Regions from separate parts of the Mus musculus genome. Here region 1 is linked to region 2. A link is a loop called in an ENCODE intact Hi-C map of the cell type or tissue named here. Cell type or tissue: left cerebral cortex. All regions are shown on one strand. Links, peaks and the distances in the headings refer to the core of each region. The heading gives the core; the rest is flanking DNA. Region 1 overlaps Chl1 (cell adhesion molecule L1-like). Region 2 has its middle 200 kb from the start of Chl1.

Region 1 (9,627 bases), core at 787-8,786, 380 kb before region 2:
ACAGGCTCAAGCTACCGAATTTTTGGTAATGTTTTATAGCAACATCAAAGAGATAACACAAAACTTGGAGATAATTTATCAGCTACCTCTTCAGGATTAACATGATGGATAAGCTTCTAAGTTATTTGTGACCAATCATAAAGGACATCATGAGACACTGAGTAACTGATCTCATCCTTTATCCCTATACTATTACACAGAACTTAAGGCCGGCAGAGCTAACCTTATCACCAATGTGTACCATCTTGCATCACAGGCCCATCTTGGTCTCAGCTTCAGACCAACAATGCATTGCAAAAGAAAAATTAAGACCATATCATCCTGTGTAAATGAAAAGCAACTAGCCCTCAATGAGCTCTTGTTCTGGGAAAGGGTATACATTGAACAATACACTATATATTGCCAAAAGAGAATTTGTCAGTAGCCATCTATGATAGGCTAAGGTTAGCAGGTGGCCTTCCTGGAGGTGACCCACTGTTTTTGCATGGTCTGGGATGGATGAGCTCAACAGCAAGGTTCCAAAGAGACTTCACCTCAGGATTACTTATTGCAGCTGATATGCCTTTCCTGTCATTATGAAATTAATATAACAGTCCCTGGACATTAGCCCACCCTACTGATCCGATTTTCTGCTGATCAACATAAAGATGAACATTCATGAATTAATGCAGTTTAGATGAATTAATGATTCTAGAGAATTCCTGATTTGATTCAAATCATTTTAGGACGAAAGTTTTAAGAGATGGCCTTAGCTGTTTTGCTAGAAAGATGTAATAAAGTTAGAATCAAGAATAGAACACACCTACTCCTCATAATCGAAAGTAAAGGCTGCATAAGACATACAATGAGCTTTCATAATCACAATAAAAAGAGAAATAGGCTTTGAACACATGTGTGTTCAAGGAAAAACATTATGTCCAAGGAAGAAGCCAAAGGTGTTGCTTTGACATTATTTTGAGTACATTAGAATGAAACACTGCTTTGAACTTGTTATCAACATCCTTCTGAGACTCGCATTTTATGTAACATTTTATCTCTGAGGTAATTTTCTAAAGACCTGTTTTCTTCTAAGAAGGTATAAAAAGGCCAGAGAAAGGGAATAAAGTTGTTGATTCAATGGTTTGGCTTGGGAGCTCCACCCCATCCATCCATCCATCCAAATGTATATGTCTGTTTGTACGTATATGGGGGTATATGTGTAAGTATGTAAGAATGCATGAATATTTGTGAAGTATCTGGACAGGTGGTTGAGCCCAGGAAAAATGTGAATGTGTTAATGTGTGAATGAGATTGTGAAAGTAAATGTATGTATGAGTGTATATGTGTCTGTACGTATTTGCTTATATAAAGCATCTTAATTCTCTTCCTTTCCTTCTGCTTTGGTTCACAGAGTTAACCAGCCAGACTAGTGAAAAGCTTCCGGCTGTCTGACTGGAGAAGGCAGTGCTAGCAATAAATCTTTTACCTAACCACCTGCTGTTAGCAACAAGTGTCAATAGTTCTAATAGCCTGCAGCTTCAGGCCTCAGAGTAACTCCAAGTCAAGATAGGAATAAGTTATAACAGAAAGTAACCCTACTCTCTCACAGGACTAAGTCTTACCTCCACCAATGCTCTCCACAGAGTACTCAATTCAGAGCTAGGATTCTGACAAGAATTGTTCTAAAGACTCAAGAAAACAACTTTTAAGAGTTACCTACAAAAATACACTGGCCCTGGCATATTCTCATAATTCTTCCTAGATGTTTCTCTTTCATAAGTTCAATGAAAATAAGACAATATAGTCAGAGAATCTTCTATTCAAACTTGTTCTTTTTTCTATGCTGCATTCTAGCCCTGAATTTACTTGTGCTGTGTCTTCAAGTAAATACTGTAATTCCAGTGAGCCTTGTCATTGTGTCAGAGAAGTAAATAATAAAGAGATCTGTTTTTCCAAGGTGCTCTCGGAAATGCTGCATGATCTCTCAGAGAAGGTTACATGGACAATCAACCACTGGATTCACTTTTATTGAATTTTGAAATAAGATTCACAAAGAATATGATTTCCTAGAAATATGAGTCCAATGAGATTTTAAATCCTTTGTTAGTCAAACCATCACCACACAGTGACCCTGTGGCAAGTAATAGGAAAAATTCTGTGCTCAGGAGCTGTACAAACTGCAAGGTTTGTTTGCAACCAGACTGACTGGTTTCAGTCTTTCCTCTGTTACTGGCAAATACAGCAATTCCTGTCTTATCTGCCAACAAATCTGTTGGCTATACTTTGAACTATCTACTACCTGACAACATGTCTAGCCTGATGACTTAGTGTCTTTCAGTCACCTTTTTGCAGTCATAGAGTTAGAGGCTGCATTCAAAGACCAGAAAATTCCTTTAACACATAAATTACAAGGGCTGGGAATACAACTCAGTAGTAAAGCACTTGCCAGGCAATCGGAACTGTGGTCCAAACTCTAGTACCTCATAAACAAACGAACCATAATATTTCTCACTCAACCTCTCCTATCAAAACCCTATATGGTTGCTCATCTGTCATCATTAAAATCCCAAGACCTTGATCAGGCCTTGTCATTGTCTATGCTCTGATGCCTGCATCTAGTGAATGATTTTACCAGCTGACTCATGCCCTTCCTTATGCCCTGGACTTAAGGCAATCAGTTCTGTTTCCTTTTATTTATTTATTTTTTCTCCAGACATACCTGGGGAGTCTTTTCCTTTCTCTCCTCTCTACTTCAAAAGTACTCACAGACATCTGATGGCAGCCTACTTCCTCACCCTTTTCATCTCTTGAAGTATGTACTTTTATAACCATAAATCTACCCTGCATCTCGAACTTTACACTCTCCTTAGTACCTACCTACTTCCTATGTATGAATTTCTCAACAACATGACCTTTACAACTATGTCTTCTCTTGCCATTTTATAACTCACTGAATCCAATTAGTGCTGTCGGTAGCTGCATAGGGCTTATCCACTGAAGCATGCAGCCTGCCACTTGTCATACACCAAAAGAAACATGTCTTTTCTCTCATAGCATCCATCAAATACCAACAACTTCTCAGCTCGGGTTGATGTCTCATAAACCTCCCACACCCACCAATGCCCGAGTTTTGATGGACAGATCTTAAGCAGTTAAAATATGTGCTGTGAGTTCACAGGTACAATGGCTACTTCCTGTCCAGAAGACAGCATTTCCTACCACTCCTTCCATCCCTCAGCTTTTATATTGCTTCAGCTCCCTCCTCTGTAATACTCCCTGAACTTCCAAAACGGATATAGATGTCCCATTTATGGCTGAGGACACATTGTCAATTATTCTCAGCATTTGCCCAGTTACAGGACTCCATATTAACCACTGTCAATTGGAAACAGAATCTTCTCTGAACAAGCCAGAGACCCCCCTTAATCTTGAGAGCTCATAAAGGTGGCTGCCTTGGCCCACCCTACAGGCACTTTAGTATTAGATGAGTGATCCAAGTAGAAGCACTTGAACTCCTCGTCCTCCTGCACCCACCTCCCATAATTAATGGTTTAAGCCAGATCCTGTGCAACCCATTCTAGGAATGGTGCTTTTCTCAAGCAACATAACAAACCCGCAAGTCACAGCTATTTTCATCTCTGTTTTATTTATGAAAAACAAAACAAAACAGGTTTTAAGAGGCACAGTTCCATTCCCAGTCCCACAGTTAGCAAATGTTAGGATGACCATGCAAACACAGGCAGTGCGGCTCCAGAGTTCATAAACCATCCAAGAACTCCACAGATAAATTATGACTTTAGGTAGCTGGCTAATTAATCTCCTTCAAACACTACCAACTACCACTGCTTCCATTTTGCAGCTTGGAAAACCCACGCTAAGATGATCCAGTGACGAGTTCGAGGCCACAGACCTGGGAAGAGTTGCAGCCCAGTGATGACTTTGGTTTATGAACCACAAGGAGACATGGATAATACGTGGAACCATGACTAATAAATAAATGGGGACCCTACACCTGCACTTCCTATCTTTTCCTCCATGGAGCTACTTAAGCAGAACATAACATTTAACATAGGTTCTGACCTTCTGCCTGAACAAATAGCTTCAAAATAGCCTCAGCTCTGGGTTCAAATGAAAACCTCTAGGGTTTGGAGACTGGTGCAGTAAGGAATCTGGCCCCCAGGCCTGGTTCATTTCTGTTTCTCTGTGGCCAACAAATGTGGACAAGATTCAAGGGGATGTTCTAGTGTTGTCAACAGCAGCCAGGGAGCTATTGTGTCATGTATAGCTTTGGGTATCACATGTGTCCTGGCCACAACATGGAGATAAAATGTGAACAATAAATATTCTGGGCAGGGGCAGAGTTAAGGATTGAGGATGTTGTAAGGGTGCAAGAAATATCAACTTTCAACTTTCCTCTCCTGGGTTACTCTATCATTCCTTCTCAAGGGCAGGAGCAAGGGTTGGTGTATATTAATCCTCTTCCTAATTCAGTCATTACTTAATTATACAAATAATTATATTTAACAATATCTACCTACCTATCTATCTATCTATCTATCTATCCATCTATCTATCTAATAATATAATTAACTTAGTATATCCATAAACACTATCCATGTGTTGGTTGTCATCAATCAAATTACCAATAAAGAATCACCTGGTGATTTTCTGGCACTGTATTATGCTAACACAGCCCAGCCCATCTACTTCATACATCCCCAAACTGTGATCAGATGTGATCCCATTCAACTGCTGTATTCCCTAGCATGTCATTCTCAGGCCTTTTGTTAGGTTGTTTTTAACTCACTTTCAATCGGCAAGCCATTGAGTCTCCATTTGATTGTGGGTTGAGGTTCGCCTTCTGCTTCACACAACAAGATGCCACTGCTCCCCGTGCTGTACACGGCACTCTGAGGCTTCTTTTTCCAGCGTGGAGGCTCTGAAGACAAAACAAAGAAATTTCCAGAAGGGTTCTGCATAGCCAGAGATGCGACGACGTTAACAGGTCTGCATTTCTACCCTTAACCAGCAGAGGGCAGACACTACCAAGTATTCCATAGCAACTGTGGAATAGGTTCTACAAAGCAAGATGGCTGTATTTGTGTGTGTGTGTGTGTGTGTGCTTACATTACACTCTAAACATGTATATAAATCTGCATACCAGAAATATACAGCTGTCTTAGCTGTATATATTAATCTTACTGAAATATGAGGGAGGGCTAAGCAGATGGGAACTCATTTAGGGCTGGCTGCTCTTTCTTTTCAGGCTGAAGCGAAGTAGCTGAAAATGGGGCTATGCAGGAAATAGATTCAGAGAGCTTTTTAAACAACAGTAAAATTTGTGAGACCTTGTTCCTTGATTATTGACTCTAGCATTTACATGTCATATGTATAGCAATTTGCATAACTTATCAAGTTGGAAAACATAATTTGCTTTGCAAGAGATGTTCTTCTTGCAAAGGGGCAGAACGGGATCCTGAGAACATTTGACATTTATCACTGGAAGCAAAGCAGTAAAACTAGGGACAGATGATCTTCATCTCTTGATGCACAAAACTTCAAATGTGTAACTCTAAATGGAGTCTCAGAACAGAGCAAGACAAGTGTTCTCATTGCACACGTTACTGTCACATCTTGTCACCATCAGGGCACCACGATGACAACAGTGAATATAAGACTAGAAGGATGCATGAATATTATTATTTTTGTTGTTGTGATTGTTTGCCAACATATATAGCTATGTTGCACTTTCTTGGATACCTTATACCCATAGAGGACAGAAGACGACATCAGATTTCTTGGTTGGGGTTACATAGTGCTGTGAGCTACCATGTAGACGCTGGGAACTAAACCAGAGCCCTTTGAAATAGCAGCTGGTGCTCTCCTACCACTGAGCCATTTCTTCAGACCCATGTGCATAATTGATAATTAATCTCAGAAGTGACTTAATAGAATTTTAAAGTAGTATTTCCCATCAACTTTAGCCTGCTCATTTCCCTGCAAGAACTATGGATTTTTGTGTTGATTAAAAAAAGAAACTTTTTAAAAGATATGAACATATATAAAGTGAAAATATCTTTTAAATGATTTTAGTAAAAGAAAGAAAGGTGATTACATGGGAAATTAAATTTATTAAGGGGTAAGAAAAAACATACAAACAGGTAATTCTGGCAAATCTATGTGATAAAAGAAATAGCAGCCTTATTTATAATAGCCAGAAGCTGGAAAGAACCCAGATGTCCCTCAAGAGAGGAATGGATACAGAAAATGTGGTACATTTATACAATGGAGTACTACTCAGCTATTAAAAACAATGAATTTATGAAATTCTTGGTCAAATGGATGTATCTGGAGGACATCATCCTTAGTCAGGTAACCCAATCACAAAAGAAGTCACTTCATATGCACTCACTGATAAGTGGATATTAGCCCAGAAACTTAGAATACCCAAGGTACAATTTGCAAAACACAAAAAAATCAAGAAGAACGAAGACCAAAGTGTGAATACTTCATTCCTCCTTAGAATAGGGAACAAAACACCCATGGAAGGAGTTACAGAGACAAAGTTTGGAGCTAAGACGAAAGGATGGACCATCCAGAGACTGCCATATCCAGGGATCCATCCCATAATCAGCCACCAAACCCAGACACTATTGCATATACCAGCAAGATTTTGCTGAAAGGACTCTGATATAACTGTCTCTTGTGAGGCTAGGCCAGTGCCTGGCAAATACAGAATTGAATGCTCACAGTCATCTATTGGATGAAACACAGGGCCCCCAATGGAGGAGCTAGAGAAAGCACCCAAAGAGCTAAAGGGGTCTGCAACCCTATAGGTGGAACAACAATATGAACTAACCAGTACCCCCAGAGCTCATGTCTCTAGCTGAATATGTAGCAGAAAATGGCCTAGTTGGCCATCATTGGGAAGAGAGGCCCCTTGGTCTTGCAAACTTTATATGTGCCCGTACAGGGGAATGCCAGGGCCAAGAAGTGGGAGTGGGTGGGTAGGGGAGCAGGGCGGGTATAGGGGACTTTTGGGATAGCATTTGAAATGTATATAAAGAAAATATATTTTTTAAAATATTTTTATTAGGTATTTTCCTCATTTACATTTCCAGTGCTATCCCAAAATTCCCCCATACCCCCCCAACTCCCCTACCCACCCACTCCCACTTTTTGGCCCTGGTGTTCCCCTGTACTGGGGCATATAAAGTTTGCATGACCAATGGGCTTCTCTTTCCAGTGATGGCTGACTAGTCCATCTTTTGATACATATGCAGGTAGAGTCAAGAGCTCCGGGGTACTGGTTAGTTCATAATGTTGTTCCACCTATAGGGTTGCAGATCCCTTTAACTCCTTGGATACTTTCTCTAGCTCCTCCATTGGGGGCCCTGTGATCCATCCAATAGCTGACTGTGAGCATCTGCTTCTGTGTTTGCTAGGCCCCGGCATAGTCTCACAAGAGAGAGCTATATCTGGGTCCTTTCGATAAAATCTTGCTAGTGTATGCAATGGTGTCAGCGTTTGGAAGCTGATTATGGGATGGATCCCTGGACATGGCAGTCTCTCGATGGTCCATCCTTTTGTCTCAGCTCCAAAAAAGAGAGAGAGAAAAAGAAAAGAAAAGGAAAGGAAAGGAAAGGAAAGGAAAGGAAAGGAAAAAAAAGAAAAGAAGAGAAGAGAAGAGAAGAGAAGAGAAAAGAAAAGAATAGAAAAGAAAAGAAAAGAAAAGAAAAGAAAAGAAAAGAAAAGAAAAGAAAAGAAAAGAAAAGAAAAGAAAAGAAAAGAAGCATACCTATAGAATCTCCCAACAGGGTATGGGCTCAGTTGTTAGTTTTCATGTTAAACGCCTGCGTTTATAATAGACTACTCTAAACGTATTGAATTCCTTAACATAAAGTACAATGGTCTAAATTAGAAACTGAGTGACCTTTTGAAGAGGAAGACTGCCTATATGACATTGTATTTTTAAAGGCTTATTTTGTTTATGTGTCAGGTATAGCTACCTGCTCGACATGTGTGTTGGGAACCAAACATAGGTCCCCTGGAAGAGCACCGAATGCTCCTAACGGCTGAGACATCTAACTTTTCAAATTTTTTTCTCAGTCTTTTTATGCAACCATAACAACAAAATTCAATATGTGAAAGTTACAGGGGATACATCCCCATGAATATGTGAGCCATAATGATTATAGTAGAAACTATGACCGTTCCTTTCCAAGCAGGTAGAAATAAAGATCCTGTAATGAAAATATTATTACTCCTGTATAATAAAAATCAATTTTCCAATCCTTATCTTCAGTCTACGAATTTCATTAACCTTTGGTATGACTATATATACCTTTGCACACATATATTAAAGAGATATTACTGTAAGAATCAAATGAAGGGGTGAGGTATTGCTTCATCTAACCTTTGACCTTATGGAAATAATACTGAGCTTTAGAGAATTCATCTAATCTTTTTCAGGGTCATCAGAGAAAGAATTCTCATTTCCTGTTCTTGCCAATCCATGAATCTCAGAACAGAGCCTCTGGGGAAACAACAGAGACATGCAAAGCTATAGAGGAAGTCCTCATGGACAGGCATCTCATGCAGGATAACTAGGAATCAAGGTGAGTTCAGCTGTCCAGTTGAGTCTTTGCCTTTCCAACCTCTCCTCTCCTCACCTATATTTATCAACTGATGTAGGAAGTTTCAAGTATTTTGTAGTTCACAGCAACCATCCCTATACATTAGCTTGGTCCTTCTTCATAAGTGTTAAAAACACTTCCACATTCACGTAGATGATTCTCTCCTTTGCCCCCCTTAAGTTTCTGGTCCTGAACAGCTGTAAACATTGTCATGAAACTTGAGAAAGACTTAATACCTGCCTATGACTATTGAATACAGTTGAGGCTGAGACTCTCACTGTTGACTTTGCTAGTTGACTCTTTAGGAGTTCAATCTTGAAGTCAGCACAGAGTCCTAGAACAGTGATCGCTAGAGAGCTAGGGTTGAAGCTTGCTGTCTTGTTTCTTCCTGGTTCCAACTGTCTCCAAATAGATGTATATGGTGGGCTTTTAAGTAGAACTTAGTAAAAGAAGACTTCAGTAGAATAGACATAAGAAGCAAAACAAAACCTAAAGCATCTTGGATGGGAAATAATCTTCACTCTCGGGTCATCCAGTATCCCAAGACATAGATTTAATGAACATATTATTTATTTCACTGATACTGGGTTGTCATGAGCCAGGGGACATGAGTTTGATAAGAAACTTAGAGTGGCTGAGATGCAAGGCCAGAGAATCAGCATACGTTTCCAAAGGCTCTCATCACACAACTGTGTGATGAGTAATTTCTAGTCAAGGGGTTAGAGAAGAGACCAAACATAAAAGAAAAGACAAGTAAAGCAGGGGAAGAAGCCGTGGTGTCCCACTCTTTTCTCCACATGCCTGAGATATGTGTTAGCTGATAAACATGCTTCCACTATAACTTCACCCAGTTAATCATAATAAGAAACAAAATGCAAGATGATAAGTTCAATTTATAATGTCCAAAATGGTAATGTTTAAGCATGAATCCTGACAACATTATAAGCAAGCTGAAAATGTTTGCTATGTGACCAAAAACCAAACAGAACAGGAAATTTGGTGTCTATGAAAC
Region 2 (9,627 bases), core at 876-8,875:
AGCAAGAACAACATTATTTGTCCCAGAAGATCCTGGACTGAAATGCACAGAATCATAGAATGTGTCTGCATGGGACACTTTATGGTATTAGATCAGTATATGTTTGTGAACTGGAATTGGTTAAGCTGAAGAACTACTGGAACAAAGGAATGACAAAGCTCAGTTAAGGTGTCAGCCATGTGTGCAGTCAACTACCATGTGTTCCTACACACTGTTCCTCCACATTCTTGGTGACTCTGTGTGTATCTTAATCCAGAAATATTGCTATCAAATGACTTTATTGTTACAACTACAAAGCATCAGTCACTATGTTCCTGAAGAACAAATGAAGAAGACTGAATTTAAATTTGAGAAGGTTGTGTGGCTCTTTTTATTTATTTATTTATTTATTTATTTATTTACTTAATTTACTTATTTAAATTTAATTTCAAGACAGGATCTTACACTGTAGATCAGGCTGCCCTCAATCTTTCAATAATCCTTCTGCTTTAACCTCTCAAATGTGGCGATTCCAGGTGTGAGCGAGTATTCACTTTATTTCCATGGCTCTTTCAAAATTGGACTACATGCAATAAAAGAAGATGGTTCCATCTGCACTCAGGAATGATGGATGCATTTTGAGTGGATGAGCATGAAAACACACAGCATTCAGTTCACGAATTTATTATTGTTTCTGATTTGCCAAGCTAATCTGTATAAGCACAGAAAAGCAGCAACAGCAGTGGCAGCAAATGATGATTTTTCTTTTATTAAAAGAGTCGGTTTTCATTTGATTAGTCTGCACTGAGCAGCTGAATCCTATGGTGAGATAATTAATTAGAGGCCCACACATCATCTGGTTTTTCTGGTTACATCTAAGGGTTTATTACCATAGTTAGCAAAGGAAAAAAGGAGCCTTGGATGCCCTCAGAATCTACCATTGTTTTGCACACCAGAAACTGATCAAGCATCAGCTGAGTTTGGAAAATGCAAGTGGATCTGGGAGGTGGTCCCTAAGCCTTCCCTGTAGCAAACACCAAGCTTTCAGATTAGTTGAAGAGGAAAAAGGAGAAGGAGAAGAGATGAGGTCAGCTGGATGAGGTGTTAACCATCAGCAATGCCTGCATTCAGGAAGCAGAGGCTCGAACATCAACAGGACAAGGCTTTGGCTTTGAGATCCCAAAGAATTTTTAATTAAACAACTAAATCGATAGAAAGAAGAAAAAAAGAATTGATAGCAAAATGGAGGAAATGGTCACTGACAAAGATTGTAGATGAAGTAGATAATGGGCTTATCCTGTTGATGAGTTCAAGCTTGAGTCTTGTTTTTTGACACCATCGGTTGATAACCTTAATCTGCTAGCTCGCATTTCTTTACAAAAGTTTTAAAAGCCTATTAAAATATAAGTTGAAAGATTATGTGAATATCTACTGTTTTTAGGAATAACGAATAGTTTTAAATCTCAATCATTTTCAGGAGCTTGGTTGTTCGTGATGACAGTAATGCTAAACATTACTTAGAAAGACAAATACTGATAAAATTTCTTATGTAGTTGGCATAGTTATGGATGGGTTTAGATTTGAGCAGAGTGAAGGCATTACGTGGGGAGTCACTATGCTGTTCTCTCTGACTTGTCACTCAGTGTATAATACAGGTAGGCCTTGAATGTGTAGCACGCCTTATGCCTCAGAATCTTGAGTGTAAGATATGACAGGTGTGTTTCTATGCTCAAAGTGGATAGCTATATTGATTCTCTTTGTCCTCTTTTTGGTTTTCTTCTTTCAAACAAGGGTTTTATTATATAGCCTTGGCTGTCCTGAAACTGTCAATGTAGACCAGGCTAGCCTCAAACTCGGAAATCCCTCTGTCTCTGCCTCCCCATTACAAAGACCAAAGATGTGGGCCACTACTCCTGGCTTTCGTTTGGTTGGTTTCTTTGTTTTGTTTTGAGACATGGCTTTACACCCTAGAAGCTGACCTTGAAATGAATATATAGCCAAAGAAGACCTAGTATTCCAGCTTCCTCCTCCTCTTCCAGCTTCTTCTCCTCTACCTCCTAGGCTGAAGATTGTGATTACAGGCTGGCACCACCCCTCTCCTCACTACTCTTGAAACAGTGTTGGTAGCTTTGGATAACAGGAAACTTTGAGGTCTTCCTGTTCTAATGCTGCAAACAAAATACGTGAATAAGCTACATAACATATATATATATATATATATATATATACATATATATATATATACATAACATATATATATATATATAGTAGCAGTTTTTGAACTTTCCCTCATGAAACTTCAGTGACAATAGGCGTTTATGGAAAGTCTACCTAGTAACTTTATGTGTGCAGCACATAGTTCCAACAGCCAACCCCTTTCATCAGAAGAGAACAAAGGAATAAAACCACAAGGTGATGTCAATAACTTGTTTCCTAGCTGTACAGCAGGCAGGGATTTTGTAGATGTTCAGAAAAGGTCATGAGTGTATAGTTGTGGAACTCTGAATATTAAAATGACTGTGTCCTTTGTGCCTGACAGGATCCTCAAAAACTGTAGAACCACAACTTTAAACAGTGAGCAAAGAATAAGGAGAAAGTAGAGAGAAAAGAACATGAGAAGCAGGGGATCTAGGAAGAGTCTGAGAAGGAAGAGGAGGGAGTTGGGGACATTTAGAAAGAGAAGGACGAGAGGAGAGGGCACAGAAGGGAGGAGGAGAGAAGGGGAAGAAATTACCTCCCAATTCTAAGAAAACCAGGAGAGAGATTTAAAGTGAAACCCTTGCAGTGACCAGTTGTGTCTTTGTAAGAAAGTAAACGGCATTTGCAAAGTAGGCTGTGACATTTTCCAGCAAAGAATGCTAAGTTAAAATTGAAGACAGGCATAAAATGAGCTTTAAATAGATTAGCTGAAAATGGGTCCTTTACACAAAGCTACTGACGCTAATGGAGTGGTCATATTAGTGCAAAAAACATTTTGAGCAATATTTTATAACTTCCCTTGTGTATGAAATCCAGTCATTTATTGTAATATCCAATATCCACAACTGTCAAAGAGCGAAGAGAGTGAGACTATTGTGAAGAAAGAAAGAAATAAGTGATTGTTCTCTTGCTAGCCCAATCATTTTGGCTTTATTCAGTGATTTTAATTTGGAGTGCCAGTCTTTCAACACAGAAAGAATGAGAAGAAAGAAAAGGTTGATGGTACTTAAAACAGATTTTCAAATGATATAGCGAGAAGAATTGCTATAGTAGGGAGAAAGGAGAAAGGCGAAAATAGACCTCCCATAGACTTTCCATTTTGAACTCAAACAGGGTACAGTTGTGTTCTCTTGTTTACAAGAGGGGTCTATGATTCATCAACCCTGTGTCTCTGTACAGATGGATAGGCATACAATACAATATCACTTCTCCCCATCCTTCAAACTCTCCTAAATATATTAGGTTGGCACACACATATACAAATATATTTTAGGACACACATTAGGAATACATACTACTTCACAGGCAAACTCAGGCACATATATCACACATGAACACACCACAACATACATCTTACACACACAGCATGTAAGTCCACCAGTTGATCACACACAAAGCATAGCTACATATGTGCCTATGTTTGTGCACATATTTCATGCAACCACCCTTGCATTTGCTTTTCTTCATGGGTCCACCTCATATATAAAATACATGACATTTACATAAGGATGTGTGTTAATATTAACACAGAAAGGTACACACATTGCCCCAGCATTCCCATACATATCACGACACATATATGTATACAAACATGAGCTCATGGATTAGTGTTCACAGAAATATATTCACAGACATAGTCTCAGAAATAAACATCCAAAGACTAGTGAGAAATAAAATAATCTGTATTATGATCTTTGGGAATTTCAGTTACAATGAAGGAAAATAAACAAAGACAAAGAAAGCCGATACAAAGAGCAAAATAAGCCCTGGAGCTTTTTCCTTGCAGAGGGGGATGGCTATTTTAATTCAAAGGGAACCCGTTTTTAATACCATAACAAGTTATAGTAGGTGTGTCTCTCTGTAAAATGTCAGGCAGTGATGCTTAATCCGTTAAATACACAATTCAGTTCCCAGCTGAGCTGAGCTACTCGATCAAGGTCACAGAGGACAGTTACCAGTAGGGGCCTGAGAGGTTTTGAAGCAGGAACCACAGGACCACTCCCTTAGATTCTCCCCCAGTATTTCATTTCACAGGCAAGGAGAGGAATGTGTATTTAAAACAGGATTTCTCCATTTAAAATTCTATTTAATTCATCACCACCATCGTAATTTTGACTGTGTGTGTGTGTGTGTGTGTGTGTGTGTGTGTGTGTGTGTGTGTGTGTGTAGGGGATCATCATTTATAGATGTGCCTGATGCATTTTAAGCATGCTTACACATACAGAAGATTGAGACAGCGTGCTGAGACTGGTGGTCTCTGCTTTAATGATGTCAGACAATGTAGGCTGATGGTGCCGTGTGATGATGCTGTTTTAAACATTAGTGATAGTAATTTAAAACGGAGAGACCCCAAAATCTTCCTATTGTGTGATATTTAGTAATGATGCTTTTGTGTTTATGAAGCAAAGGGCCTTCATAGTGCCAGTCTAGTTAGAAAGCATAGTTTCTTACTGCCCCCTGGTGGTACCTATTAGGAATAACTCTCTCATCACAGAATAAAAGCCAATGTTTTAGGGTAAATATAAAAAAATCTTTGATACTGAAATTTTCTTCACTGATAAAATGTTTTAAATGACCTGTAATATGGCATTAGGTAATTCCCTTTTGTCCCATGAGCCAAAAATATTTCATATACAAATGACTTAGATTTGCATAAATTAGTATTTCTAATTAATTCTGTATCTATTTACGAGTGAGCAGAGCCATATCTGTTGGTGCATGCGTGTAATCTTAGCTCTTCACAAAGCTTAGACAAGAAATGTGTAAATTCTAAGCCCGTCTGCCTAACTTAGAGAGACGCTGTCACAAAATTACAAACACTTCCATAGTCTCTTATAACATTCTACATATAAAGTAATGCATAATTCACATATCACACAATATTCTGCATGACATTTTGTATATGAAATTCCACATAATTCACATAATACTGAAAATATTCTGTATAACATGTTACATATAAATTTTTGCATAATTCTCATAATCTCTGTATTTGGGAGGTAAAAACCAAGGCCCATCGTCATCATCTTTGGCTACATCAGTCTGGCCTACATGAAAGTACATTTAAAAAAAAAAAGGATAGAAGATTAAACTGAGGAATACAGTACTTCCCTGGTCTAATTTAACCCCAGACTGAATTATGCACTGGGGACGATGCATCGAATCTATTTCTCATGTTGTCTACACAAGTTTGATCACCATTTGCCACCATAATCTCCTGATCCCTCCGAGGTGACTCCAATCTGTCGGGAAAGTCCTGCTGCCAAAGTCCAAGTCTACATTACTGGATAGCACGATGCAAAAATAGTGGACTCCCTTTGGCAGCAGAGTTCCCTCTTCTCTTGGGGATCCCAGAGGCCACATAGAATACCTGAGAATGTCAAGTAGTCCTGCACCTGAAACTCCTGGGATGCGTCCCCAAGCTGATGAGGCATCTCAGGGGTCTTAGACTTCAGCCAATGACCTTTGCCCACCCTGGAGATCATCACCCCATTCCCCAAACTATATAACCTTTGGTTCACCATGAATAAAATGCATTCATATGAGCCCACTCTGAATAAAGATATACTCACAAGCTAAGTCTCAGAGAGCTGTTTCATTGAAGGATTTTGCCTAAAAAACTGTAATACTAAGATCACTAGAGAAGACCCACCAAGCGCCTCCAGTCCTACCGGATCCTTCCTGTTCTGGACTCTGCTTCATCCTTCCAGCCCAGTGTGCAGCCCTGTCTGGTCACCTTGAAAGGGAGAAAACAGAAGACACTGAACCACACTTCTGAACCACACTATGAAATCACACCACTCCTGTGCTCACCTGTGCTCTTTCTAAGCTATGTGTCTCATTTCACAGTAGTGCGCTCCACCTTACCGAGCTACTGCAGACTTCTTGCTTGAATGTATCTGGTTCCTTTGAAAGTATGCCTTATTTCTATTCCAGTGGCCACTACTTGGGAATTGAACAATTAAACATTCCTTCCTATTTTGTTATAAAATGGTATTGATCACACAGAAAATTCCAATTCCATAATCATATATGGAGGGGAAGACATCAAAATATTTACTCCCTATCATCTATCTATCTATCTATCTATCTATCTATCTATCTATCTATCTATCTATCTATCTACAATCTTCATTATCTATTTATATATCATCTACCTATTAACTCTATGATCTATTTATCTATCTATCATCTTTGTAATTAACTATTTATTGAAAAATAATCATTCCTCAAATGGTCACTATTCCAATTCCTTAAAACTGCAAATACATAGGTTATATGTCAAAGATAATGATAGAATGACAGCTTGGGGTGCGAGGATAAAGGATAATGAATATTGGGTGGCACACTGGACGCTCAATCTCAAGTCTGCAGTAAATCTTGGCCTTAAAAGAAAATAGTAATTATATAATTTGAAAGCAATGACTACCAGGCCTTGGCATTCCATGTGTATTGAAGAAAGCTAGAATAATTGCTCCAGGTAAAGGTTGGAACACCTGAGGCTACCAGCAACTTCTGAGCAGCTCCAGCAGAGAGGTCATGAGAACAGTGTCTGGAGCTTAAATAAGGAGTGAGTCCTGCGTCGTGGTAGTAAAAGTGATGACAGAGTGAGAAACATTACCAAGTAATAGGCTGACATTGAGAGAGACTGCAGTCATCACCCATAGGAAAGCATTCTTTAATAAAGGAGCTAGCGGTTCAAATTTAGAGTTTTATTACTTTTTTTCTTTCTCCTCTAAGCAACAAAGAAGGTATTCAAAAATTTCCTCCAGGGGGCCTACACAGTTTATAAATGTTTAACAAAATGCATCCCTAACTACTAACTTGACCTTGAGTACCGTGGAGAATGCTGCCCACGTCTACACTACTGGGTAATGTTCATCTGGCTGCATTTGAAATTTCACGTTGAGTATTAGTGAGGCTTTGGGTCCCAGAATGCAGATGCTATGGACATCTGATTTCAGCCTCGATGGCTTCAACTCTCTAATTACACGTTTTCTTTATGGATTAATTAGCTGGGTAGCTGTGTGATTTATCCTGATTGATTGCCATCACAGCAGAACATTTGCAGATGGAGTAAACGATGTGTGTTTTTAGCAGTAGCTATTCTGGTTTCCTTAATTTACACGGAGTGTCAAGGTCTGACAGTCATCACTTGCGTACGATAAGGCAATGCTCCTAGAAAGTATAGCAACAATTGGGTTAATTTAGGTGAAAGCATATATAAAGTCAACTCTATACGTATACAGTTTCAATCAGCTACACATAAAATTATTTGAGAAAGAATGTGGTTGTATAAAGCGTTTGCACAGCTTTTCCTATCATTATTCCTTAAGTATACAGTATGATAAGAATTTCACATAGTACATATACTGTATGAGCCATTGTAAGTACTATAAGTAACCTTTAAATATATGTGAGAATGTACAGAATTATATGCAAGTTTTATCAATTGTATTTTATATGAGAGGCTTGAGTGTCCTCAGATGTTGGTGTCTGTTGAGTATCATGAAACTTTGGGATGCCAAGGATCCTGTATATTTGCATCACATGGTGATGTTATACAGGGGAAATATTCCTATCTGCAAGCAGCCATTGATCTTTTGTGTTATAAGATATTCTCAACAGCTCTAGCAACACTGCTTGCAAAGCAATGATGTGGAGCAGATCTAGCCTCAAAACAGGTTTGGCTTAGACCAGAGTTTGTTTTATTATTAAAACTATTATCATTTTGTTTCTTTCTTTGTGTGTGTGTGTGTGTGTGTGCCATGGTGTACATCTGAATCTCAGAAATTAACTCCTGAAATGTGGATTCTGTTATCAAACTCATGTCACCAGGCTAGGCAACAGGCACCTTTACCGGCTGAGTCAATTCACTGACACCATACATTGTTTTATGACTCTTCTTTTCTGTGTAGTATCACGTGGTGTGGTGGTGGTGGTGGTGGTGGTGGTGGTGGTGGTGGTGGTGGTGGTGGTGGTGTGTGTGTGTGTGTGTCTGTGTCTCTGTGTGTGTGTCTGTGTGTCTGTCTCTGCCTGTATGTCTGTTTGTGCCTCTCTCTCTCTCTCTCTCTCTCTCTCTCTCTCTCTCTCTCTCTCTCTCTGTGTGTGTGTGTGTGTGTGTGTGTGTGTGTGTGTGTGTGTGTGTGTGTGTGTGTGTCAATGTGTGCTGAAAGTTGAAAGAACCTTGAGCATGCCAGGGATACACTGCATCACTGTACATACCCTCCTTTTGCTTCCTTTTCAAAATCTGAGACATGGCCTCAATAAATACCTCAGAGTGTTCTGGAGTTCACTCTATAACCCAGGGTGGTCTTGAACAAATTCAGAATTCCCCAGTTTTAGCTAACTGCATCCCCTATACACATCTCCTCAAATAGCTGGAATTATAGGCTTCTGTCAACAAGCCCAGCAGTTATTTTTTAGACAAATAAAACATTATTTTGAGAAATAGAATACATTTTACATTAAAGGCATTTTTGTTTGTTTGTTTTGCATTTTGAGACAAGGGCTCATGTGACTCAGGTTAGCTGTGGACTAACTTTACTGAAGAAGTTGGTGTTGAAAGCCCCAGGCCCCAGCTTCCAGCTCTCCAGTGTTGGGCTTCCCAGCATGCTCTACCATGCATTTGCTTTTCTATTAATGGTCTTGGCAATCCTGGCCCTGAAATTCTGAATATCAACAATGGCTGCACTGTATCCCTGCTATGTCTAGCCCAGGCCATGAATTCAATTTCTGCTGTCTTTCTCATTAAGTTTACTTGGTTGGCTCCTCATATTCTTCTGCTAGGGCTGTCTCCAAACAAAGAGGATGGGTTAAGTCTCAGGATTGGATCTCCTACATGTCACCAAGTTAAGGCAGCTCAGTGAAAAATACAAGCAGCTAAACATGCTATCTACTTACTGCTATTTTTTCCCATGAAGTTGCATGTTTGGACTTTCTTACAGCATCTATAGGAGGATGTCTTTGGTTCTAAGTTATCATATCAAGTAAAATCTTTTAAAAATTAATATGTATACTCCTGAGCTTTCTCCTCGCCTCTCCCTCCACTCTCTCCCTCTCTCCTTCTTTTCATCTCCCTCCCTTTCTTTCTTCTTTTTGGTGGTACTGGGAATTGAGTCCAGGGCCTTGCTCATGTCCAGGAAGCATTCCACCACTGATCTATTTCTGTTTCTTGTTACCTACCTGTATCCCAGGCAAAAGTTGCATCGGTGATCCCATGACCCCACCCTCTGAGCTGCAGGCACTGTAAGTCTGTTTTATCAGGCTCAGCAAGAATTCCTCTCTTGCTGATCATAGCTGCCCTGTTCTTCTTTGATCAAATTGAAAAAAGAGTCATCTTTATGATAATACAAACTGCCTACACACTGGACTTTTCTGTTAGACAGGTAAGAATAAGGCTGAGTAACAAATGTATGAGAGTGTTTACTCCTTACTGATCAAAGGCAC

Evidence for each region. Peaks named below come from ENCODE experiments on the same cell type or tissue, not always from the same donor. Only the 100,000 strongest peaks of a DNase experiment are listed, where the experiment ranks them.
Region 1: it touches region 2 in a loop (8-fold over the local background); 41 of 42 quality-filtered maps call a loop at or near these places.

Annotation. Positions count from the first base shown.
Region 1 is chr6:103,678,439-103,688,065 of GRCm38, reverse strand. It overlaps Chl1 (cell adhesion molecule L1-like), which reads right to left. Exons shown (of 27, transcript NM_007697.2): 10 at 4,787-4,918. Among named protein-coding and RNA genes, the nearest start is that of Gm52915, 8.5 kb to the left of the region's middle. In left cerebral cortex, for the core only: a CTCF peak has its summit at 5,000 (motif pointing right); a DNase peak (open chromatin) is centred at 5,014; H3K27ac peaks cover 284 bases.
Region 2 is chr6:103,301,900-103,311,526 of GRCm38, reverse strand. No RefSeq gene overlaps it. Among named protein-coding and RNA genes, the nearest start is that of Chl1, 200 kb to the left of the region's middle. In left cerebral cortex, for the core only: a CTCF peak has its summit at 4,644 (motif pointing left); a DNase peak (open chromatin) is centred at 4,512.